Regions from separate parts of the Mus musculus genome. Here regions 2, 3 and 4 are each linked to region 1. The links are chromatin loops, found by intact Hi-C in ENCODE. Cell type or tissue: heart. All regions are shown on one strand. Each heading gives the region's core, and the rest is flanking DNA. Links, peaks and the distances in the headings are about the cores only. Region 1 overlaps Slc35f5 (solute carrier family 35, member F5). Region 2 has its middle 42 kb from the start of Slc35f5. Region 3 has its middle 53 kb from the start of Actr3. Region 4 has its middle 65 kb from the start of Actr3.

Region 1 (6,162 bases), core at 714-5,713:
TCAGCAGTTTATATCCATTCCCTTCATTATCCAATGATACTAAGAAAACTTGTATCACATGGTACTGTTAAAAGTTAGCATATATTTCTGGTAAAATTTAAACCTCATTTACTTCTTCAATAAAAATGTATTATATTTCCAAAATACAAAGATGTTTGGCTAAAACACTAGTCATGCATACAAAAGAATATTTCCGTGGTAGTTATGAAGACTAAATGTACGTTAGTTGGGTCAACCAGAGTATCACTAAAACAACCTCGATTAGCTTTCCCTTGTGTCCACAAGCTGTAATATACAATACAATAAGAGTGATCAGTCTTCTACACTTGCCAAGTTCAAGTCCCTCAGATACTTTATAGACACTGCTCCAAACTACAACAAGCAGAAAGCTATGGTTTTCCTAACTGCAGCAGGGCTTAGGGAAGCAGCAGAACTCTGACTCAGTCTCAGCTACTACTGCTAAGAAACAGTTTCATCATTAAGTGCTTCTGTTACCTCTTTTGCTGTCTCATTGTCCAAAAATAGCAGGTTTGTCAAAGTAAAGCCTCTCCTTTGAGTACTATCTACAGGGAAAGCCCTCTGCTAGGCTCTTGGCAACACACAGACCATGAAGCCAAGTTTTAGCCTTTAAAAATGTACAGCCCAGCAGAGAAGACAGGAGAAACCAGCTCACAGTTACATATGAAAGACTGAAATGTAGTTATTAACAATGTGGCTGCTGTGCCCTGAGATAAAACTGCCAGATGAATTAAACAGAAAGTGAAAGATCACTACAGGCTAAAATAACTGGGAAAGACTCAATTTGGTTTCTAGGAAAAAAGAACAAAGCGAAAACAACATAAAAGGGGGATTTGTGTCAGGAAAGGAGATGGGCAGCTGATGATTACATTCACTGCTAAATGTGAACGTGAGTCCAATCCTTAGTAGTTTCTCAGTCAGTGAGAACCAGTGAATGGGCACCACAGCTGTCCTGAGATCTTTCCCTCCAGCTACCCTAGAGGACACAGAGCTAAACAGCATCATGTCCACAGAAAGCCTTCTTTGGTCTCATCTTTCTTTGCTTCTCCATTACAACATAAATTAAATTGTTCCAACATCATATTCTAAAGACCTTATTTATGTTTGTGTCTACCTAAGGGTATGTGTCCATATATTTACAGGTACATATGCCTGTGTGCAATGAGAGGCCAGAAGAGGGGATTGGAGCTGTTAAAGAAGGCACTACAGGCTTTGTGGAATGGTCAGTTTGATGCATGGGTGCTTACATCTGAACCCCAGTCCTCATAACTGTCCTAGTAAGCTCTCTTAAGTGCGGAACCATCTTTCCAGTCCAAATACCATATTTCTAAGCAGAGTAAACTAGCATATGTTATTCTTACCTTAAAATTACAGCTAATAGTTTAGAGAGGGTAAACCTGTCTCCGCTGTTACTCGGAAATACAGCTGCAAGGATTAAAGTAAAAAGTCCTACAGGGAGGAAGAGAAGGACAAAAGATGCTGGTAAGATTACTTGCTACTCACATTCCTCATCACTAACACCAAGGGTGACACGAGCAAATCACACACCGAAATTTTTGTTCTTTTCTTTTGGTTTGGTTTGATAACAAAGGGTAACTTTGAGACACAGCATTTTCTCTGTGAGGTCCTGGCTGTCCTGAAACTCATTCTGCTCTTCAGGCTGACCTGCAACTCATGTAGATGTATATAGCTGCCTCTGTCTCCCAGACGCTGAGACTAAAGCTGCCTACCACCTTGCAGAGCTACATGTACCTAACTTTTAAGCTAATTGTTTTTCTATTTTAAACGACTGATACTGCATTTACTTAAGTGGAAACGTTCAAAAGTCAGACTAAGAACAGCTTCTAAACTAAGCCACATTTATTCCAGCAGTACAGATAAGGATAGGCCTACTTATTTTTAAACTAGTAAGTATGAGGTTGAGCCTGCAGAGTAACTCCATGACCTCATCGCAGTCATGCCCACGTTCTAAGGTTATTTCCACAGCTTCAAAAATACATTTTATCTTCCAGACTTGGAAGGTGAGTCAATGTTAAAAATAAAACCCCCATTCGAGTGCAAGCTTTAGATATGAAATAAGTGGTAGCATTCAACCGAAAGGATCTAGAAAAGGACCTCTGGAAAGGAAACCACAGGGTAAGACGACCCTCAGGGAGCTAGGAGAGAGACCCTTCATACACCGCAGGGCAAAAACCACACAGGGCCAGGCATGGTGGTGCAGCCCTTCAATCCCAGCACTCGGGAGGCAGAAGTAGGCAAATCTCTGAGTTCGAGGCCAGCTTGGTCTACTGAGTGAGTTCCAGAACAGTCAGGGCTACACAGAGAAACCCTGTCATAAAAAAACAAAACAACAACAAAAAACAAACAAACAAACAAAAAAACCCACTGGGATTCAAGGCAGGGTACATGCCCAGCAAGCACAAACCTAGAAAATGTTTGTGCATTTCAGGATAAAATCCAGAGGGCCATGTATTCATGGGAGAGTGAGTGGCAGGCATGCCAAGTGTGCACAGGCCCAGGATTGATCTGAGCACTGAACAGACAGAACAATAGCCAAACACAGAACCACGAAGTACTTGAGGGATCACCAATAGTTTAAAGTTCAGGCAGTAAACTATAACCATGCAAACATGGTTATACATGAACCATACATGGAAGACAGGCACAGGCAGGAGGATTGCCACAAGTTCAAAGCCAGCCTGGTCTACACAATGTAACAGCCAGAGCTAAATAGGAAGAGTCTCAGCAACAGCCCCTTCCCCTCCCCTGCAAAACATTAGTTATAATAACTAATCTACAGCAGAACTAAAGCAAATATCACTAGTGATACATGCATCAATTTATAAAGCAAATTCTGAAGACACACTTCTTACCAGAAGTTGAAGACAAAATATTCACTATGGCAACCTGTGTGTCTGAAAGTGCTTCTTGGTATGACAAATTTGCCAAAAACCACTAAACAAAAAACAAAGAAAAAAAGAAAGTGAAACCTCATGAAATATATTTATATCTGTCAATATCTGTCAGTCCAACTTACAGTCCCTTCATCAACCCTCCTAAGCACTGTTATTATATGAGGTTTGTTTAGTTTTTTTTTTTAAGATTAATTTATTTATTACATATACAGTTTCTGCCTGCATGTGTGCCTGCAGGCCAGAAGAGGGCAGCAGTCTCATTACAGATGTTTGCGAGCTACCAGTAGTTGCTGGGAACTGAACTCAGGACCTCTGGAAGAGCAGCCAGGGCTCTTGACCTCTGAGCCATCGACCAGCCCATTGTTTGTGTTTTTAAGATTAACAAGAGCAATCATATGTCTATGTGTGTATCTGTGGTGGGGTGTGGGAACTTGCATACAGTGCCAGCAGAGGTGAGAAAAGGATGTCAGATCCCTCAAACTGGAATCATGTTTGTGAGCCACCCAATGTAGGCACTAGGAACTAAATTCTAGTCCTCTGCAAGAGCAGTATGTGCTCTCAACCCTGAGCCATCTCTCCAGTCCCCATAAGTGGTTTCAAAACTGTTTTTTGAAAAAAAAAAAATCTCATGCCCCAAAATAAAAACAAGTACTAATAGTCATACCTAAGATGTTGCTATCTGAATCTCTGAAGACTCTAAGCCAGACACAGTGGCACAAACCTGTGAGCCCAGCATTCAATATCAGGAAGATAACACGTTCCATAGGTTGAAGACTAGCCCATGCTAGTGGGAACTTGTCTCAAAAGACAATGTACATAAATTGCAATAAGAATAAATAAATAAATAATCTTAAAAATTTTAAAAACAGAACTTGTCTAGCATGCAGATCCTGGGTTCAATCTCCAGTATCACCAACAAGAAAAAAACTAATGGAACTTGGTAAAAAAAAAAAAAGAAAGAAAGAAAGAAAAAGTATTCAGAGCTGGAGAAAAGGCTCAGCAGCTAAGATCACTTGTTGCTCTTGTAACTTCAGCTCCAGGGAATCTGATACTGTCTTCTGTGTTCAAGCACATGCACACACTGCTCATACATATATGCACATACACACGCACGCACACACACATTTAAAAAAAATCAGCATTCAGAGATTTAAAAAAAAACAGCATTCAGAGATTTTGTGTGTGTGTGGAAGAAGGTAAAGGAGAGCTTGAATATCAATTCAACTTTAACATTTGTTTATTCATGCACCAATCGTGCTTTATTGGATTCATCTAAGTTAAATTCAAATTTTGGGAAACTGTCTTACATTTAACCACAGGGACCCTGGAAAGATGGGTTAGTGGGTGAGAGTGCTTGCATTGCAGACCTTTGGACCTGAATTCAGATTCCACACTCATGTAAAGAAGCTAAGCATGGTCATACTTACCCCTGCAATGACAAATTCCAAAGGTAACAAATTGTGTGCACATGCAGCTGTGTGTTTATGCAGGTGTTGTGTTCTAGGACTGCTGGGTTAAAATATCTTTATTACGTGGGGTGCACCTTGCTTATACATATGCACATGGAAGCCAGGCATGAGATGTGGCTGTCTTTCCTCAGGCACTGCCCCTCATTCACTGAGACAGGCTGTCTCACTGGCCTGGAACTCACTGAGTAAGCAGGCTAGCTGGTCACTGGGCCCAGGGATCCATGTCCCTGCCTCCCTAGCACTGGGGTTACACGTGTGCAGCGTCACACCCAGCTGTTTTACAGGGGCCAGCAATGGAGCTCAGCTCCTTGTGCTCACAAGGTAAGCACTTTACCTGCTCAACTCTCTCCCAACCTTAACTTATAATTCTTTGAGGTATGGTAAGTAGTCATTAAGTTTGATATTCTAACACCCCAGATTTCCAGACAGCAGTTAAAAAAAACTATCAAGAACTCTAGTAACCTTACATTTCAATGCTGCATTGCTGCTGGTATGTGCACCATCTTAAATAAGGAAGAAAGAGAACAGGGCAGGATGGCCCAGCAGGTAAAGCCCTGCCATGCAAGCCTGACAACTTGAGTTCAATCCCAGAACACACACAAATGTGGAAGGGCATAAGTGACTTCCTCAAGGGGTCCTCTGACCTCCACATGCCCGCTATAGCAACCCCTCGCTCTCCCCCCCACACAGCACACACATGCACAGCAATAGTAAATCTTAAAAAGACACTTACCACAAAGCAAAAAAAAAAGCTAATTTTTGCTACTTGGGTTGCAGTCAATTTCCCTACAGTCTTCAGTATGGATTCTTGGTCTTTCACAGTGGGATAAGACATCCGAGAGAGCTTGGCCTCTAACGCATGGCTCGATGGGAGCTGGCGAATCTCCATGATATTGCTGAACCTTACACGGGACTTCTTGGGAGCTAAAACAGAAAACAATACAAAACATTAAATGAACCCTCAGATCCAACATAAATTAAACAGAATGTTTAATTTTATCATAAATGTTGACTATTCTGTTCACTTATGATCAAAGGTAAGACAATAAAAATACTAGTTATATTATTACCTGGGGCAACTTTGCTTAGTCAAAAGAACTAATAGGAAAAAAATGGTTTAATCTATAAACTGTTCTAAAGAGTTTAACTAGGATGAGCAAGATGGTTAAGTGGGTAAGCCCTGCCATTGAGTTTGATTCCCCAGGACCTACATGGTGGAAAGAAAGAACTGACTCTTTTAAGTTGTTCTCTGGTCTCTATACAGGAATACAAAATAAATTTTAAAAGTAATTTTAAAAATTTAAACAGCCTGAGGGGCTGGGCGTGGTGGTACACACCTTTGATCCCAGTACTTGAGAGGCAGAGGCAGGTGGATTTCTGAGTTCGAGGCCAGCCTGGTCTACAGAGTGAGTTCCAGGACAGCCAGGGCTACACAGAGAAACCCTGTCTTGAAAATTAAAAAAAAAAAAAAAACAGCCTAAATTATTAAAAATCCCTACAAAAGGTTTACAGTAGTATATATACATGGCCACCTGGTTCAGGGTTTTACTATGCTTATTATTTTAGCATTTACAGTAAATCATTATTTTGATTATTCTTCATGGCTAGCTAATTTGTGAAAACTGTTTTCCTAGGCAAGCATTCAGAACATTTCTCTGCAGTCTCATGCCTTGCAAAGGAAGCAACAGATGAACACTGTGCCTTATATTGAGGCTGACTTACTGAAGTAACTCACAGAGCCAGGTGGTGGTAGCACAGGC
Region 2 (6,162 bases), core at 422-5,421, 55 kb after region 1:
GTAAACTACTCTAATATCTCGAATGTGTGTGTGTAAGGGGGTGCGAACACACACACACACACACATCTTCATTTTATCAGTTCTGGTTCTGTTACTTTAGAGAATACTGACTAGTTCAGTCTCAATCAAATTTAGCTGATGAAAGGAAAAACTACTGTTTATCAATACTAATCACACATTTCTGAGACCAAAGATGAGGGATTTCTTTCCCTGTGTAACTATCTAATTCTTCCAAGACCAACTGGGTGTCTAGAATTAACACAAACCCTACCAATGGGCTCAGCCACACACAACTGTCCTCTGTCTGACTTGACTCACACATCTGAGATTTTCATCTTCCCTTCCTCAAGTTAAGTGGTTTGCTAGAAAGGATCACAAACCCAAGGGAAGTTTGCTTCACATTTCCAATTTATCATGAAGGAAAATATAAGGGCTGCAAGGGAAATTTGAAATGGAAAAAGATTTGGAGGGTAAGGAATAAGGGTCGGGGCTCAGGCATTTCTGTTCACTTCGGGATCACCATTTTCTCAGCTCCTGGATGCATACCCCAGAAAGAATATGGCCAGGCCTGTGTTTATCTATCCATCCATCCACCCACCTACCCTTTCTTCCTTCCTTCTGTTATGCCAGGAAGCATTTGTGAGCCCCAAAAGACCACCAAGGAGCCAACTCCGATGCAATTGCACTAGGGTCTCTTTATTCAAGCTCAACCTTTGACAACCGTGCAGTCTCTGGTACAGCAGAACTGGAGGGTGAAGCCCCGAGCTCTCAGCAGGACAAGGCTTTATAGGAAATGGCGAGCAAGCAAGGGGGTTTTCAGCCTGGCACGCATCTAGTTGTATGACTATTGTAAGCCAGCAGGTAGGTGCTCTGAAGCAAAACCATAAACAATCGCAAATGATCTGAAAGAACATCTGAAACAAGCAGCCTAATCTTGGATTGACTCTTGTTAGGAAGTAGCTAGGGAGGAACTCTGGGATATGGGCCAAGGATAAGCTACGGGGTCATTCTTGGTAGTTGGGTACAGCCTGGATTCAGCTATAGACCAAGTTTCTCTTAAGATGGAGGCCAGTCTCCTTCCTTCCTTCCTTCCTTCCTTCCTTCCTTCCTTCCTTCCTTCCTTCCTCCTCTCATTTTTCCTAGTTTTGGTTTTTGATACTGGTTTGAGACAGGGTCTCACACCATGCTGGCCTCAAAATTCATTAGGTAGCCAGAGGATGGCATTGAACTTCTGATCCTCCTGTCTCCACTTCCTCGGTTCTGGAATTACAGACCTGCATCACCATGTTTACTGTATGTACTATTGATGAGTGAACGTAGGCCATTGGACATGCTCAGCAAGCCCTCTGCCAACTGAGCTATACTCCCAGCCTCTTTGGGGGTTTATATAAACTTCTGTTATAGGCAGAGGCTGACTAATCAAATCATTGATTGTTGGTGGATAGATTTGTTCTCTAGCTCCTCTTCTATCTCTAGAGGTCTGGGGTAGGAGCAAAGTTCCAACCTTTCAATCATGTGGTCGGTTTTCTTGATGGCTCGCTCCATCCTTAGGGACGTCCCAAGAGTTATATAACCAACATAAATTCAATTTTGAGTGAAATTAATTGTTATGGATCACAGAGGAGGAGTCTTTCATCTCTGTAACTCAAGACTTCCCCCCAAAAGTGTTCAGAGCAGGGACTGGTACAAAAATCACACACACACACACACACACAGAGAGAGAGAGAGAGAGAGAGAGAGAGAGAGAGAGAGAGAGACTATAGCACAACTGAGCATCTCTGTTTTATCTGATAATCACATTTCTATACATTCTAAAGGTCAAAGCCAATCATTCCAAGATAAAGGAGTAGGGTTACCTTTAAAGGGATGAGTTCCTTGTATTTAGAGGAAGATGGAGAGTTCCCAGTGGCTAACTCTGAGAAAGGCACACTAAAACAAAAGCTGTGTCTGTTAGTTGCTTTTCTATGTACCTGCCAAGAAGAACTTTAAGGGAGGAAGGGTTTGGGTTGACTCACTGCTTGAGAAGGTATTCAGACCTGTATGCCAGGGAAGGCATGCTGGCAGGAACAGGCTATGCCTAGTCACATCCTACCCACTTCAGGAGGCAGAGTGTTAACAGAACAGAAAGTTGTGCTGGGCTAGAAACCTCAAGGCAACCAGGCGTGGTACAACACATCTGCAATCCCAGCACTCAGGAGGGGAGATAAATCTCTGGGTTCAAAGCCAGCCTGGTCTACATAGTCGGTTCCAGCTGGCAGGGGCTATACTATAAGACTCTGTCGTAAGCAACCAAACGCCAACAACAGAAACTGAAATCCTACCTTCTACTTTCTCCAGAGATTCTCTGTCTCCTAAATATACTATATTCCCTGTGCCTGTAACTGGGGACCAAGTAATTAAACACAAGAGCTTACAGGAGGCATTTAACATCTAGTCTGTAACTTTTTGTACTATAGTTTTGTCCCTAAAAGTATATCCCAAGTGCTGGAATTAAACACGTGTACTACCATGCTGGTCCAGTTTAGATCTAAATTTACCCCCAAAGGCCATGTGCTAACCCTTGGTTAGTTGCCAGGTGATTGGGTTAGGGAGAACCTGACTAACTGATGTCATCAATGAGTGAATCTACTGACTTGGGTTTATAATTTGATTGGATAGTGAGAAGTGATAGAAGCAGGAGGTGAGACCTACTTAAAAGGACCATGGCCTTGAGGATATACCCTCACAGATTGTAATAACTTGTTCTCAGCCCCCTGCTCTCCCATTGTCTCTGCATCCTGGCTTCCTCGAGGTGATGGCCTTGCTGATATTTATCAGCTGGTGTCTATGGACACACAGGTGGGCTTGACAGCGACAGGCCTGGTGATAGCTGTGGGAACAGGGAGAATGGATGGTGGACCAGGGCTGAGGGTTTGTCTGCAGAGACAGCTGAGTGGCTGGCGTCCTGGAACAGAAGAGCTCAGTGTACAAAGAAGAGTTAGGGTGGTTAAGGATATTGGGAAAGCAAGTCAGAACAAGGGCAAAGGTTATCTACTCTGGAACCTTGGCCCGTTGCCCTAAGCTCCTACTCTAGCTAGCTGTTTCCTGGTTCCTGGGTGGGGCTGACAGTTCTATGGTCAACCCTGTACAGGAACAAAGTACACAGGGTTGTTGCTGCCCTCTTGTGATAAAGTCAGAGGGTTTCCAGTCCTGCATTCGTCCTTCTGTCCTGGCTCAGGTAGAACTACAGGAGGCACAGCCTGGCTCTACTGCACGTTTTTTAGAGGTATTCATTTCCCATGATGCCCCAGCCCACTAGCACCACACCGTGGCCCAGAGACAACACTACAAGTGTTGCTGGCCTAGGATAGGAAGGGAAGGGTTCCAGGAGACAAACAAGGCACAGGCTCTATGATCAGTGTTGATGCACCCAGAGCCAGGATGCTACTGGGTCAACACAATGACCTCATTGCCCTTCTTAAAGCCGTGGGTTCTGTCAACATTCATGGCCAAGTTCCTGTCCTCAAACCAAAGGCTTGGAGTGAAACCTTTGAAATTGTGATCCAAAACAAATCTTTCCCCCTCTAAGTTTTACCTGAGGCAATTTGTCACAGCAATGGAAAGCTGACATATTTAATAATAGGAACTCCCCTAAATAGCCATTAATTTCAGTTCTATCTAGGGATGCAAACCAAATAAAAGACACAATTTGACTGGGCTGGCTCAGTTGGGAAATCACTTGCCTTGCAAACTGAGGAACTGAGTTTGGTCAAAGTACTCAGGAGAAAGAAAGAAAGAAAGAAAGAAAGAAAGAGAGAGAGAGAGAGAGAGAGAGAGAGAGAGAGAGAGAGAGAGAGAGAGAGAAAGAAAGAGAGAAAGAAAGAGAGAAAGAAAGAGAGAAAGAAAGAGAGAAAGAAAGAGAGAGAGAAAGAGAGAGAAAGAGAGAGAGAGAAAGAGAGAGAAAAAGAGAGGAAGGAGGAAGAAAGAAAGAAAGAAACAAAGAAAGAAAGAGAGAGAAAGAGAGAAAGAGAGGAGGCAGGGAGGAAAGGAGGAAAGAAAGAGAGAAAAGAGTGAAAGAAAGAGAAAGCTCAGGAGTGTTGGCACTCACTTACATTACTGTATTCCCAGCACCAGTGAGGCAGAGAAGGGTAGATTCCTGAGATACTCAGCCAGCCTAACCTACTTGGGGTTATTCCAGGTCAATAAGAGACTCATTCTAAATAATAATAATTATAATCACTATTAATATTATAGATAATATTATACATGATACATTGTATATTATACATACCATATTACATATGATTAATATATAATTATATAATATTATGCCATATACAACAACAATAAATTTATTTATTATTATTATTATTATTACAGGTGGCACCTGATACCCAAAGGTTGTTCTCTGGCCTCCACATTCACTTGCATACACCTGGACACACATGCACACACATACACACAGAAGCCACAAGCACGTACATGAACCTGGACAAACATGTGCGTGCACACAGAAACCATGACTATGTTCATTTGAGAATCTTTTACCATAGTAAAACACAAAACAACCTGGATATATAAAGATAAGACATAAAGACACTTAATTGTGTTTCATCCATGGAAAGATGGTATGGGACAGTTAAAGGTGGAGGAGACGGGGCTGGAGACATGGCTCAGCAATTAAAAGCACTTGCTGCAAAATTGTGAGGACCAGAGTTTGAATTCTAGCACCCACACAATGAGCCAGTATTTATACAAATACCTGTAAGTCTAACTCCAAGGGAGGCAGAGACAGACAGATGTTGGGGTCCACTGGCTTTCAGCCTAGCTGAGACAAAGGCCTGCCTCAGAAGAGGCCAAGAGTGACAGAGGACCCTCAATAGCCATCTTCTAGTTGCCATAGGTGCATTTGTGCATACACACACACACATGTACAAACATTTGCACGCACAAAAATATAAATCCTTTTAAAATTATGCATATTAACATTGGAGAGATGATCCACAGTTACAAGTTTTTATTGCTCTTGAAGTTCAGTTCCCAGAATCCTGTTGGGTGGCTTGCAACTGCCTGTAACTTCTGGTCCAATGAGTCTGACGCCCTCTGCTGGTCTCTATAGTCATCCGCACTTGTGGGCCCAAGCACACCCACAAATGAATATAAATAAATAAAAATAAGCCATTTAAAAATGACTTAGAATATATATTTCTAGCTGGGTGAGGTGGTACATGCCTTTAATCCCAGCATTTGGGAGGTAGAGGTGGGTTCATATTTGTGAATTCAAGCCAGTCTGGTCTACAAAGAGAGTTGTAACAGCCAGGACTCTATGACACAGAGAAACCCTGTCTCAAGCAAGCAAACAAACGAACAAAGAAGAATATATATTTCTTTGGTTCTTTTCTTCTTTAAACATTACTTATTAAACTCTGGTATGTGCACAGTGCTGAGCTGGAAGCTGAGGGTGTTAAAAACAACACAGTTAATCTCCAGCCTCAAGGATCTCAGACATCAAAGGAGCAAGAATAACAGTAGACAGATAATCACACATCTGAGCGAGTGACTCGTAGTGTAATAATTACTATGGAGGAAAGTTACTGGGTGAAAGTCAATCATCAAGGGACGTGGTCTGCTGGAGCCTGGTTTATAGGTCTGAATAGAAAGTAAAGGTAAAGAAGGGAGGATATCAGGCAAAGTGAGTAGTAGAGGGTTTTGAGGAATATATTCATTTCCTTGAAATACTGTATAATTCATGGTTAGGGTTTGTTGCTGATTGGCCTATTTGGAGACTGTAGGATTTAGATGTACAGGTTGGGAGCTAGAAACACACATAAAACAGTTACAGTTCAAAACGTGAAGAAAACAAAGTGTTCAGAATCAGTGAAGGAAAATCAGCACACATTAAAAATGGACCCCAGAGCTAGAGAGATGACTCAGAGGTTAAGAACACTGACTGTTCTTCCAGAGGTCCTGGGTTCAATTCCTACCAACCACGTGGTGACCTACAACCTTTTGTAAGGGAGTCCAATGCATTCTTTTGGTGTGTCTGAAGACAACTATAGTGTACTCTTATGCATGTATACATACATAATAAATCTTTTTTTTTTTCTTTTTTTGAGACAGGGTTTCTCTGTATAGCCCTGGCTGTCCTGGACCTCACTTTGTAGACCAGGCTGGTCTCGAACT
Region 3 (6,162 bases), core at 517-5,516, 190 kb after region 1:
CTGGCACCCAGAATTCAGTCCCTGGGATCCACAGGGTAGAAGGCAAATACTGCTCCTGCAAGCTGTCCTCTGATCTCCACAAATGCACCCCTCCCCAAGTTAGCAAAGTAAATGTAATAATAATGACAATAGTAGCTATTGATACTTATAATTGGTTATGTAGATATACATAAATGATAATATTATTATAAAGTAGAGCCCCATGCTGAAACCCCCTTCAGCAGGAAGGACATACATACTTTGTACTTGTTTGAATGACCTAAGACTGGCTACTAAGTCCATCCCCAACTTGCAGAGATGGCTAAAAAAGGCACCCAAGGGAGAAATACTGCAGCCTAACTTGGAAGAAATACTGCTGAGGTTGTACCTTTTAAAAGTTTTGTGCATGGTGTTGTGTGTGTGTGTGTGTGTGTGTGTGTGTGTGTGTGTGTGTGTGTATTTACCTGTGCTTGAATGTGGAGGTCAAGAGCCAATTTCAAGTGACTCTGCTCTCCACCGTAAATCATTTTTAAAGCCAGGGTCTCCCTTTGAAACCTATGTAGCTGGCTGGAAACTTGTTATGTTGACCAGGCTGGCCTCCTACTTCTGCCTCTTGAGTGCTGTGATTAAAGACTTGCATCCCAGTGCTTAGCAAAAATGTACCCCAGGCTGGCCTCAAACTTGTGATCTCTCTGTCTCCACCTCTTCAGCGAACCCTACCAACACCACCACAAGTGAGTCCACCACAATTTTTGAGGCAGAGGCTCTCGTTGAACCAGGGCTCACCATTTTGGCTAGAGTACTTGGCAGGCCCCGTCCCCAGCCTCCTTCTCAGTCCTCAGGCCAATGCTGGTATTAACAGGCACATGAATTTTTATGTGTTCATCTGTGCATGAGCTTGCCTTGTGAGTACCTGTGCCCGTGGAAGCCAGAAGAAATCATCAGATCCCTCTTGATCATGGGCTTTCAACCTTCCTGATACTGTAACCCTTTAAGGCAGTTCCTCATATTATGGTGACCTACAAACCATAAAATTATTTTTATTGCTGCTTCAAAACTGTAATTTTGCTACTTGTATGGATTGTGATATAAGTATTTTTTAGAAATAGTGGGTTGTCATAGGGGTTGTGACCCACAGGTTGAGAACCACAGCTCTAGAGCTAATGTCATAAATGTAGTTTTATGGGGCTATTATTATATGTATATATTATTATCATTCATAATACAATACAAATATATTATATTGTATTTATTATATATGGTTCTATGTGATATGTAGTTGTGAGCTGCCTAACATGGGTGGTTGCTGGGAACCAAACTTAGGTCCTCTGAAGCAGCAAGTGCTTTTAAGACCTGAGCCATCTCCTTAGCCCCAAACTTCACTTTTTACAAGCAGCCTTTGAGCCTTCCTGAGGACACAGGTTAAGCACCCGGGTGTCCTCTACTGTGAGATAATGCCAGCACTGCCACCACGTCATCGAGTCTGTTTCTGTAGTCAGCTTCCCTTCCCAAGTGATAGTTGGAACATGATCTCACATGAAGATGCCTCACCAAGAGGACTGATGCAAAATAAGAACTAAGCTGGAGGAAGCATCCACTCCAGACCCAAGAGGCATTAAGAGCCTCAAGTAGACACCACCGGAGAAGAGCTACGTGTCTTCAGGACACATCATGGTTGAGATCGCTAAAATAGAAAGCAAAGATTTTAGTAAGGGGATATGCCAACTCACCTGTCAAGATAAACTCATTATGGGCTGGTGGCATTGCTCAGCAAGTAAAGGCACTGACTGACCATGCAAACCTAAGGGGAGAACCAACTCTTGAAAGTTGTCCTCTGATCTCCACATGCATGGCATTGGGCATGCACATATACTACATCACATACATGCATACACACACCATGAAAGTTTCCATGCACAAGTAAAAAAAATAATTAAAGCACATCAGAATAGCATTGGATTCCTTTTTAGAACCCTGAAGGACAGACAAGAAAGCATGGAAAGATACACTACAAATAAAAAGGTAAATAATCCCACTGGAGATGAAACTGCTACATGATCCAGCTATGTGACCTGATGATACAGCCAAAGAAATCTAAGCTTCTACCCAGATGCCTACAAGTCCAAGTTTAATTCAGCACCAGTCACAATAGTGAGATCATAGAACCAGCTTAAATGCACACGAACAGATGAGCGGATAAAGATGTGGTTATATGCACTCACAAAGAAGAGCAGGGTGACTTCATTGTAGGAGAATTAATGACACTGGAGGTGATCACGTTAAGCAATAAAAGCCAGGCTCAGAACGACCAATGTATGTCTACCCCACCCCCACCCCCCACAAATCCTGCATATAGCCATTATAAAGCTAAGGAACTCTCCTAGAGAAGTCTATACCATGCTCTCACATGTGTCTTTTCTTGCTAAGTGTCTTCTTTCTTCTAAGGTGCATGCTTAAAATCAATACTATATACCACTCCCGCCTCTGTTCTATGCTGTCTTGTATTGAATTTGTTTTCTGTGTCAAAAACCAAGGATGCAAAGGAGGCTGAAGAGATGATTCAAAATATACCTTTCACTGTGCTCTTGTGCAGGGTCCAAGTTTGATTCCCAGCACTTAACGTCAACTGGCTCACAACTTTCTTGCAACTCCACTGCCACTAACACTATGGTGCATAGAACCACACACAGACCCACATACATACACATAATTAAAAAAAAATGTTTTCTAAAAAAAATTAAAAACCCAAGCATCCTGTTTTATGTGAGTCAAGGTCCCTAAAGGGTTAAGGGAGGGAGAGCCAGATGTACAGTCAGTAACATGCTTGCCACGGGTAAAACACTGTGACCAAAGCACCTTACAGAAGAAAAAGTTTATTTGTATTCTCTGTTCCAGAGCATTAGAGTCCAAGATGGAGGGGTGAAGGCTTGGTGACAGGAGCAGGCAGCCGAGAGCTCACTTCCTAACCGCAGAGAGTGAACTAGAAATGGCTCTCAGTAGAGGATACATTTAGTCTGGCAAGGATTGGATGTTCAGGAGGTGGAGGTAGAGGTCTTGGGGGCCTGTTAGGGGGTTGGGGGTGATACTCAAGAGAAGGGGAAGGTGGATTGGGGAAAGAACTTGCATGAGAAATTACTGGGAGGAGGGGGTTTGGGATGTAAGGTGAGTAAATAAATTTGATTAAAAAAATAATTGCCCTCGGTGACCTACTTTCTCCATCAAGGTCACCCCCTAAATCCTTTGAAAACAGCGCCACCAACTGGAGAACTGGAGACCAAATATTTAAGTTCCTATGACTATATGGGGGGAGGGGTTGACAAGGACTAAGCCTCTTGATTTGAGTTTGATGCCTGGATCCTTTGTAAAGGTGGAAGGAGAAAACTGACTCCATAAAGATGTCCTCTAATTCCCACGCGCACACCGTGGCGTGGGAGCTGATGTTTTGCTGCAGTAATAATACATGTTAAAAGGCGGGCTCATGGGACGGTGGAGTGGGTAAGGGTGCTTGCTACCAAGACTGCGATCGATATTTTAGCTATCAGCTTGGCTACATCTGGAGGGAATGAAAACCCCCAAATAGCTGGGCACACCTGTGAGGGATTTTGGGTTAATTAAGTCAATTGAAGTGGGAAGACCCACCTCTAATCTGGATCTTTGTGGTGCGAAGACATGTCTCTAATCCAGACAGATGTCTGATGTGGACCACACCTTCTGGTGGGCCTGTATAAGGATGTTGAGGAAGGAAACCTAGTACTTCGCCTGCTTGTCCTCACTAGCAAGTTCATTACTTTACTGACATGAGAGCCGCCTTCTTTGGGATTCCAGCATATACTTAAGACCAACTGAGACATCCAGCCTCACAGGCTGAACAAGTACCAGATTCATGGCCCTTCCATTCATAGGCAGCCATTGTTGGACTAGCTGTACCACAGCCTGTAAATCATTCTAATAAGGCCATATATATATATATATATATATATATATACCCATATATGTAATCTAATTTGTTTTCTATGTCAAAACTAAAGATACAAAGGAAGGAGGCTGGAGAGATTTATGTATATATATATATATATATATATATCATCTTTCATATATATATCTCTTATATATAGAGAGAATTGTCTTAGTTAGGGGTTTTACTGATATGAACAGACACCATGACCAATGCAAGTCTTATAAAAGACAATATTTAATTGGACTGGCTTACAGGTTCAGAGGTTCAGTCCAGTATCATCAAGATGGGAACATGGCAGTGTCCAGGTAGGCATGGTGCAGGCAGAGCTGAGGGCTCTATATCTTCATCTGAAGGCTGCTAGCAGAATACTGACTTCTGGATAGCTGGAATGAGGATCTTAAGCCGTTACCCACAGTGACACTCCTACTCCGACAAGGCCATACCTCCTAATAGTGCCACTCCCTGGGCCAAGCATATAGAAATCATCACAAGAATATATGGAATATATATAATTATATATAAGAGTTATACATAATTAAGTTCTGCCTGAATAATATATTCCATATATATTATATAATTTTCGTTACTCTAGAGAACCCCAACTAACACAATGACTGAGCACCTGAATCCTATCCCTGAGACCCACGTGAAAGGAGAAAACTGACTCCTTAAAGTCATCCTCTGACCTCTAATCACTCCCTGAGGTCCACTGCACATTAAAATAAACAAAAATACACTTTAAAAATGGTGAAGGAACTCCTTAAGCTACTGTGGGTGACAGCATGAAGTTGTGCCTCTGTCCTTGTCACCCCCAACCAAGAGCAATCCATAAGCCAGGAGTCAATCTGTAACCATGACACTGCTTTTGTGGCAACTGGCAGAGAGCCCCAGGTTAGGAACCAAACTAAGCCATGTTAATAAGAGACACTGGGAACAAGTCCTTTGATCAGATTAATTTGGGACAGAACAAGGCATTAACAATTAAGATCAGCATTGGCTGGGTTGTTTGGGAAGGAGAGACTGGGAAATGCCAGGCTTTGTATCCAGCCGTGTTTGCGTTCATTTTCAGAATTACATCTTTAGTGCAAAAGGAGCTCCCAGCAGATCACATTGGCTTCATGGTCAGCATGACGCCTGCAAGCAGACAGTGCTAGAATTAGTCTGTGACTTCTGGAGGCACAACAGTTGGGAGGCAGTGGAACTGGGATGTTTTTATTGCCCGAATTCCGAGGTTCTAGTGGTGTTCAGGAAGGTTGGGATTACTACAAATCAATCCCCCTCTCCCTCCCCCTCCCCCTCCCCCTCCCCTTCCCCCCTCCCCTCCCCCTCCCCTCCCCCTCCCCCTCTCCCTCCCTCTCCCTCCCCCCTCTCTGTCTCTATTCTCTTTTATTTATCTTTGACCATTTCATGCCTATATACAACTTATTTTAAACACATACATGCCCAGCTCTACCACTACCACTGATATTCCCCCCTGCAAAGCACCCCCATTCTCACTTTCATGTCCTCTCCATTTTACATTTTCTGATAACCCCCAGAATCCACTTAAGTTCTGCCTGATGGAGTAATGACTGGTCTTGTTGGTATAGTCTTGTGCTGGTAATTACCAACTAGACATAGATATCTGCATAGCTCTTAGAGGGACGCTGCAGTCCTTGAGAACACCAGCAGCTGTTCTCATTATTCCTAGTGCATCAGACATAGATATAGTCACATGGAATATAGATACATGAATGTGTTTGTTGACGCTTTGGGCAGAAAGCATTGGTTTGAGACTTTTCTACTCCTTCACAATGTGATAGTGGCAGGTAGTTTTTGTTATTGTTTTGGCTTAGATATTTTTTGTTTTTTGTTTTGGATGGGGTCTCATGTATCTCAAACTGGCTTTGAAATCACTGTGTAGTGAGGGTGGCCTTGAACTCTCTACTCTCCTGTCTTCACATCCTGTGTGCCAGATTTACAGGCATGTATCACCATATGGTGCTAGGAATAGAACCCAGGGCTTTCAGTATGTTAGGCAAGCACTCTACTAACTGAACTCCCAGCCAAAAGTGATAGCTTCTTTACATGATTTTACAGACTTCATCATTACTACTTTTAGGATAAACGGGGACACTTAGCACCTCAATCCCAGCACTCTGGAGGCAGAGGCAGGAGGATTTCTGAGTTCGAGGCCAGCCTGGTCTACAAAGTGAGTTCCAGGACAGCCAGGGCTACAGAGAAAC
Region 4 (6,162 bases), core at 450-5,449, 200 kb after region 1:
GGGCAACCAGGCCTTGGGATCAAGTATTTAGCACTACAATACATAGGAAAAGACCAGACCTCCACAGGCAACACCATGCCATGGACTGGGAGACTGGAAAGAAACAACTGGAGAAAGCCCACCCAGCCCCAGCGTGCTTCCTGATTGGACACAATACCACCAGCTCCCTCAGGCTCCTGCTACCATGACCCTGCCCCCATCCCTCTCTTCTGGCTTCTGTAGACACCCTGAGCCTATGTGGCATATCCATGCACAGATAACACATATATACATACACACAAAAAATACATCTTAGAAAAATTGAATTAACATACACACTGCTAGGTTTCATTATGGCAAAATAAAACTTTGATAGGTTGGAGCTATACCACTCTGGGGCATATACCATGAGACTCCATATTCTCCCGAAGAGAACCTTGTACATTCTTCTTCATTGTATGCACAATAGCAAGGAAATTCAACCAGCCTAGATGCCCATCAGCAGATAAATAGATAGTGAAGATGTGGAACATACACACAAAGGAACTTCATTTAGCTCTAAGTGTTGGCATTTTGTCTAGGCTCTGCCCCAGTTACCTGGCAACAGCCAGGTGTGCCTGACTCACTATAAAAGAGGATGCTTGCCCTCTCCTCACTTTTGCTCTTCCTACTCCCTTCCTGTCTGTCCCTTTTCTCCACATTCCCCTACCCGCCTCTCCCTACGAGTTCATGGCTGGCCTCTACTCCTCTCCCCACTCTGTCTCTGTCTCTCTGTCTTTCCCTCCCTCCCTCCCTCCCTCCCTCCCTCCCTCCCTCCCTCCCTCCCTCCCTCCTTCCCTTCCTACCTGCCTTTCTCTGTCTCTACTCCCTTAACTGCCCTCCCCATGCCCTAAATAAACTCTGTTCTATACTAAACTGTCTTGTGGCTAGTCCCTTAGGGGGAAGGGATGCCTCAGCATGGGTCCACAGAGGCACCCCTTTTCCCCATACCATATTGTACCTGTACCAATTATATCCCTGGCTTCTTTATCCTTTTTATAAAATACAACAGTAAGGAAAATTGAAATCACAAAATTTTGCAGGCAAATGGATGGAAAATATAATATAAAGTGAGGTGACCCAGACACAAAGACAGAAGATGCTTGTCCCAGCGGTATTCAGACAAGCAAGCTGGCCCCAACTCTTGACTTCCCAACACAAAGCATGCGTGAGCAGTTTCAAAAACATCCAGCAGATGGTACCTTCCTACCAGGAATTAAGTTTCAGGTTGCAGAAATTCACATTGTTTTCCTGCCTCGCAGACATGCTGTGGAATCAGATGCCCATCATGCTTACCATGAAAGGAAAATAAGTTGTCAGGACAACCCATGATGGACAGCATGCAAGTAGCAGAATCGCAATGAGAACTTGTGGTTTTCTTACTCTGGTGTGGGAAGCCACGCAGAAGGCAGACTCCTGGATAAGGAGATATGCAGGAGAAAGACCCCGAGGGCTAAGCTTAGAGAAACATGGTAAAAGTGTAAGCAACTTGGCAGAAGTAGACATATTCAAAAGAGGCACTGTGTCTCTCAATATGACCCTCAGACTGCAAAAGCAATGGGTCCCAAAGAAATGGGGATGCCTGTAGGAATTTCATCCCCAGAGAAGGAAAATGGGCCAGTCTGCCAGCTGGGGAACTGGTCTCCCTCAAATGGACTCACAGCTTGTCAGACTGTCTTACAAGTCGAGACTGAAGTCCAGAGAGCAGTGGGACCACACTCTTGATTGGGGCTGCTTAAAGGTTCACATTCCTGGTTCTCTGTTTGAACTTGAATCTCACCCCAGGACCTAAAAGATGAATGGGGTTCTCTGTGTGTGTGTGTGTGTGTGAGAGAGAGAGAGACAGAGAGAGAGAGAGAGACAGAGACAGAGAGACAGAGAGACAGAGAGAGAGAGACAGAGAGAGAGACAGAGACAGAGAGACAGAGACAGAGAGCGACACACAGAGAGGAAAACATACAAAGAAAGAAAGAGCTAGAGAGGCAGACACACACATACATGGGGGACAAAGGGGACTGAGGACTGAATGTCTGTTCTTCTTCCCAATGTAGCCACATTGAACTTCTCTTCTTGCTTCTTACTATTAACTTTAGTATTTCAATTGTCTTCTTAAAGGTTGGTAGTTGTAAGGATTCGTAGTTGAACTTGGCCCCTTGGTGGTACAGGCCGTGACCCTAAGTTCACTAGGGGAAGCAGGTGAGGAAGATGACTTTACAGATGCCAGAGTAGAGCCTGTGAGCCCCCCTAGAAGGAACTACTGCTAGTAGGGGAAGCCTTGGACTCTAGGAGACTATATCCCCACTTTCAGGCAGGCTGGAGCTTGTGGAGAGAAGGCTCAGAAGTCCCAACGGACAGCAGCAGAGTGCCGTCACCTGGCACTACAGAACAGCTGCCTGGCAACAGGGCCTTTGACCAGGACTGAAACTGAATCAGCCAGGACTGCCTTGATTTTCCTGAACCTGACTTGCGTGGCCCCTATTTCCATAGCAGCAGTTACACAACTGGAAATCCCATTAACAGAGCTTCACACTAAGGTCCCAGAATCATACACCAGCTAATCTGACCTGCCTCCTTCACATGGTGATATTACATGACAGGATGCGAAATACAAAGACACGCATACTCATCAAACAAGGACATGTCTCAAATAGACAGCTCTGCAGTCCATTAGCTTATGTTATAGATGGTACTTCAGCTATCTGTTTTCCGATAGTCTGCCTATGCCTCCCATACTCTAAGATCTATCCCTGGGATAAAAAGGTAACCTGTGGGTTCCTAGGTAAAGAAGGAATAGATGGGGTTTCCTGCTTATGTGCTTCTGTCCAGGCCTCTAAAGATCAAATTGGTTATAGAAACTCGCCTTGCTGACGGCTCCGTACTCAAATGCACACAAGGCATTTGAGATCTGGGAACCCAGCTGAGACTGTCAAGTACACTTACCACCTAAGCCATTTCACCTACTGAGCTATCTTGCCTGCTCCTGCATTCCTGAACATCAGAAGGCTCCCATTATTTACTTGATTTCTTGAGAACTTTAGTCATAGACAATGAAACAAGTCTTCATTCATAGAAATATGCTTAATCACAGAAGAGTGGAAAAGATAATCTCTGAATTAAGAATAGTCCTTTAAGTGTGAGGAGTATGATTCCATGAGGAAAACGTTACCACTCTCACTTGTCTTCTTTAAAAGTGTCACCAGCGATTAGCATGGGGCCTGGTGTCTACTACAGGTTTAGGGATCACTGGCTTTAGTTTGAGTCAATCTGCTGCCCTCTAGTGGACAAAGGAGTTGCTGTCGCTGCTCCCAGGTCTCCACAGACAGGGTTTAACTGAACACATGTCTTCTGTCTTTTTCCCAAACACTGGGCTCCTCATGGCCTTAGGATGGCATACAAGCCAGGGTTTTTCTCAAAAGAGCGTTTCCAGCGACACTGATGGTTCAAATTAAACTTGCAGAAAGTTTGGGGTTTTGCGTTGAGTAATCAACTTTTATGCCATTACAAAAATTGCAGCTCGGCTGCTCTGAGGCCTCAGGTGGAAATACCTTCTCAGTAAGGATGATAAGCAAGTATGCACAGGGGAAGTCACTGGAAAACAGCAAACAGTCTCTGAGTCTTTGTGGCTTCTAACAGGATTATTTCTGCCTGATCTTACATAGCTATTGCAGGCCATTGAAAGACAAGGTCACCAGGCTTAGCAAAGGAAAATATAGACACACAGTCACATTTAAATCACAGGGAATCTCACCCCTAGCTGAACGATTGACAGCTAATTGGCTGTTGGGTGAAGGGGAGACACTTCTTCAGGGGTTTGTGTAGCCTCTGACAAGGTGCTCATGTTCTACAAGCAACCCTCATTAAACCCATTGGGTCATATACAAAACTATGAAGGAGACAGGGGAAAGGGGAGTGGAGGCTGGGTGGCAAGAGGAAGGTTATGGACCAGAAGGGAGGGACATAAGAGGGCGTTACAGGGTGGATGTAATCAAAGTACATTGTATACATGTGTGAAAATGTCACAATGAAACCCATTATTATGCATAATTAATAATGCTAATAAATACATTTAAAAAAGAAAATTGGACATAGTTATACCAGAAGATCTAGCAATACCACCCAGAAGATGCTCCAACATGTAATAAAGACACATGCTCCACTATGTTCATAGCAGCCTTATTTATAATAGCCAGAAGCTGGAAAAACCCAGATGTCCCTCAACAGAGGAATGGATACAGAAAATGTGGTACATTTACACAATGGAGTACTACTCAGCTATTAAAAACAGTGAATTTATGAAATTCTTAGACAAATGGATGAATCTGGACGATATCATCCTGAGTGAGGTAGTCCAATCACAAAAGAACACACTCACTGATAAGTGGATATTAGCCCAGAAGCTCAGAATCCTTCTTAGAATGGGGAACAAAATACCCATGTAAGGAGTTACAGAGATAAAGTGTGGAACAGAGATAGAAGGAATGACCATCCAGAGACTGCCCCACTTGGGGATCCATCCCATAAACAACCACCAAACCCAGATACTATGGCAGATGCCAACAAGAGCTTGCCTACAGGAGCCTGATATCGCTGTCCCTGAGAGGCTCTGCCAGTGCCTGGCAAATACAGAAGTGGATGCTCACAGTCATCCATTGGATGGAGCACAGGGTCCCCAATGAAGGAACTAGAGAAAGTACCCAAGGAGCTGAAGGAGTTTGCAGCCCGCTAGGAGGAACAACAATATGAACTAACCATTACCCCCAGAGCTCCTTGGAACTAAACCACTAATCAAAGAAAACACATGGTGGGACTTGTGGCTCTAGCTGTATATGTAGCAGAGAATGGCCTAGTTGGTCATCAATGGGAAGAGAGGCCCTAGGTCCTGTTAAGGTTCTATGCCCCAGTATAGGGGAATGCCAGGGCCAGGAATGGGAGTGGGAGGGTTGGGGAGTAGGGGGTAGGGGGAATAGGGGATTTTCGGAGGGGAAACCAGGAAAAGGGATAACATTTGAAATGTAAATAAAGAAAATATCTAATAAAAATAGAAAAATGTCACAGTGAAACCCATTATTATGCATAATTAATATGCTAATAAATACATTTTTAAAAGAAGAGGCAGATGGAAGCCTTCATTTACAGATAAAGCTGGGGGACTGGGGAGGTGGAGCAGGGCAGCTATTCAGCTGCAATACCAAGTCTGGATTCTCTGTCCTGCAGTCCAGCCTGGTCCTCAGAGCTCTTGGCAAGGCAAGCCAGAGGAGGTTGGGTGAGCCAATGTCTTCATATCTGCTTCTTGGGAGGGAAATTCTGATGTCGCCACTGTTATTTCTTCAAGGTTTCAGTCAGTGTAGCTTTGTAACCTTGGGGCAGGGACATTCAGCCAGTGAGTCCACAGCAGCAGCAGGTGCTTGCCTTACTTAAAACAGCAACAGCAACAGCAGCAGCAGCAGCAACAACAACAGCAACAACAACAACAAACCATGTATTATTTACTTGTGTGTGTGTGCCATGGTGTATGAGGTGATAATAGAGGACAAGTGAATTCTCTCCTTTCCCTATGCTGGTCTCTGTGTTTGAACTCATGATGTGAGACTTGGTGGCAAGCACCTTTACCCGAGACTTGGTGGCAAGCACCTTTACCCGGGGAGCCATTTCTCTGGCCCAACATTGGGTCCTTTTTATGAAAAGAATAAGATCTTTTCCTGAGGCCATGTGTGTGTGTACACGTGTGTGTGTGTGTGTGTGTACACTTGTGTGTGTACGCGCGCATGCGCATGTGTTCAGGTCAGAGGACTTGTAGTAATTGCTTCTCTCCTTCCACCGTTGGCAGACTGAACTCAGACTGTCACCCATGGTAGCAAGCATCTTTCTGAGCCACCCAACCAGGGAACACTATATTCTAAGGAGACCCTTGTGTCCCTCCATTTGGCTGTCAAACAATGGAGACAGTGGACTCCCACCCCCCTCCCCAGCAGTGGAATTTCCCTAGGAATCTTATGCTTCAAGAAGGAAAGGGCTGGATCTTGCTGTCAGCCAGAGGGAGTGCTTGTTTCCTGGGGACAGAGACTTCACACAATTCTGACAATTTGTCAGACTAGAGGTGAGACTGCATCCCAGGCAGTGACAGATCAATGATGGACGATAGCG

The links. Hi-C counts contacts between places; a loop is a spot of excess contacts. Peaks named below come from ENCODE experiments on the same cell type or tissue, not always from the same donor. Only the 100,000 strongest peaks of a DNase experiment are listed, where the experiment ranks them.
Region 2: a loop joins it to region 1, with 5 times the contacts of the local background. A loop is called at or near these places in 14 of 42 quality-filtered maps.
Region 3: a loop joins it to region 1, with 4 times the contacts of the local background. A loop is called at or near these places in 24 of 42 quality-filtered maps.
Region 4: a loop joins it to region 1, with 6 times the contacts of the local background. A loop is called at or near these places in 24 of 42 quality-filtered maps.

What each region holds. Positions count from the first base shown.
Region 1 is chr1:125,571,477-125,577,638 of GRCm38, reverse strand. It overlaps Slc35f5 (solute carrier family 35, member F5), which reads right to left. Exons shown (of 16, transcript NM_028787.5): 7 at 5,136-5,326; 8 at 2,892-2,973; 9 at 1,380-1,467. Among named protein-coding and RNA genes, the nearest start is that of Slc35f5, 14 kb to the right of the region's middle. In heart, for the core only: a CTCF peak has its summit at 3,169 (motif pointing right); a DNase peak (open chromatin) is centred at 1,978; H3K27ac peaks cover 1,795 bases.
Region 2 is chr1:125,516,389-125,522,550 of GRCm38, reverse strand. No RefSeq gene overlaps it. Among named protein-coding and RNA genes, the nearest start is that of Slc35f5, 42 kb to the left of the region's middle. In heart, for the core only: CTCF peaks have their summits at 3,243 and 5,091 (motif pointing left); a DNase peak (open chromatin) is centred at 3,120.
Region 3 is chr1:125,379,896-125,386,057 of GRCm38, reverse strand. No RefSeq gene overlaps it. Among named protein-coding and RNA genes, the nearest start is that of Actr3, 53 kb to the left of the region's middle. In heart, for the core only: a CTCF peak has its summit at 3,232 (motif pointing left); no DNase peak of the experiment used is centred there.
Region 4 is chr1:125,368,113-125,374,274 of GRCm38, reverse strand. No RefSeq gene overlaps it. Among named protein-coding and RNA genes, the nearest start is that of Actr3, 65 kb to the left of the region's middle. In heart, for the core only: a CTCF peak has its summit at 3,317 (motif pointing left); no DNase peak of the experiment used is centred there.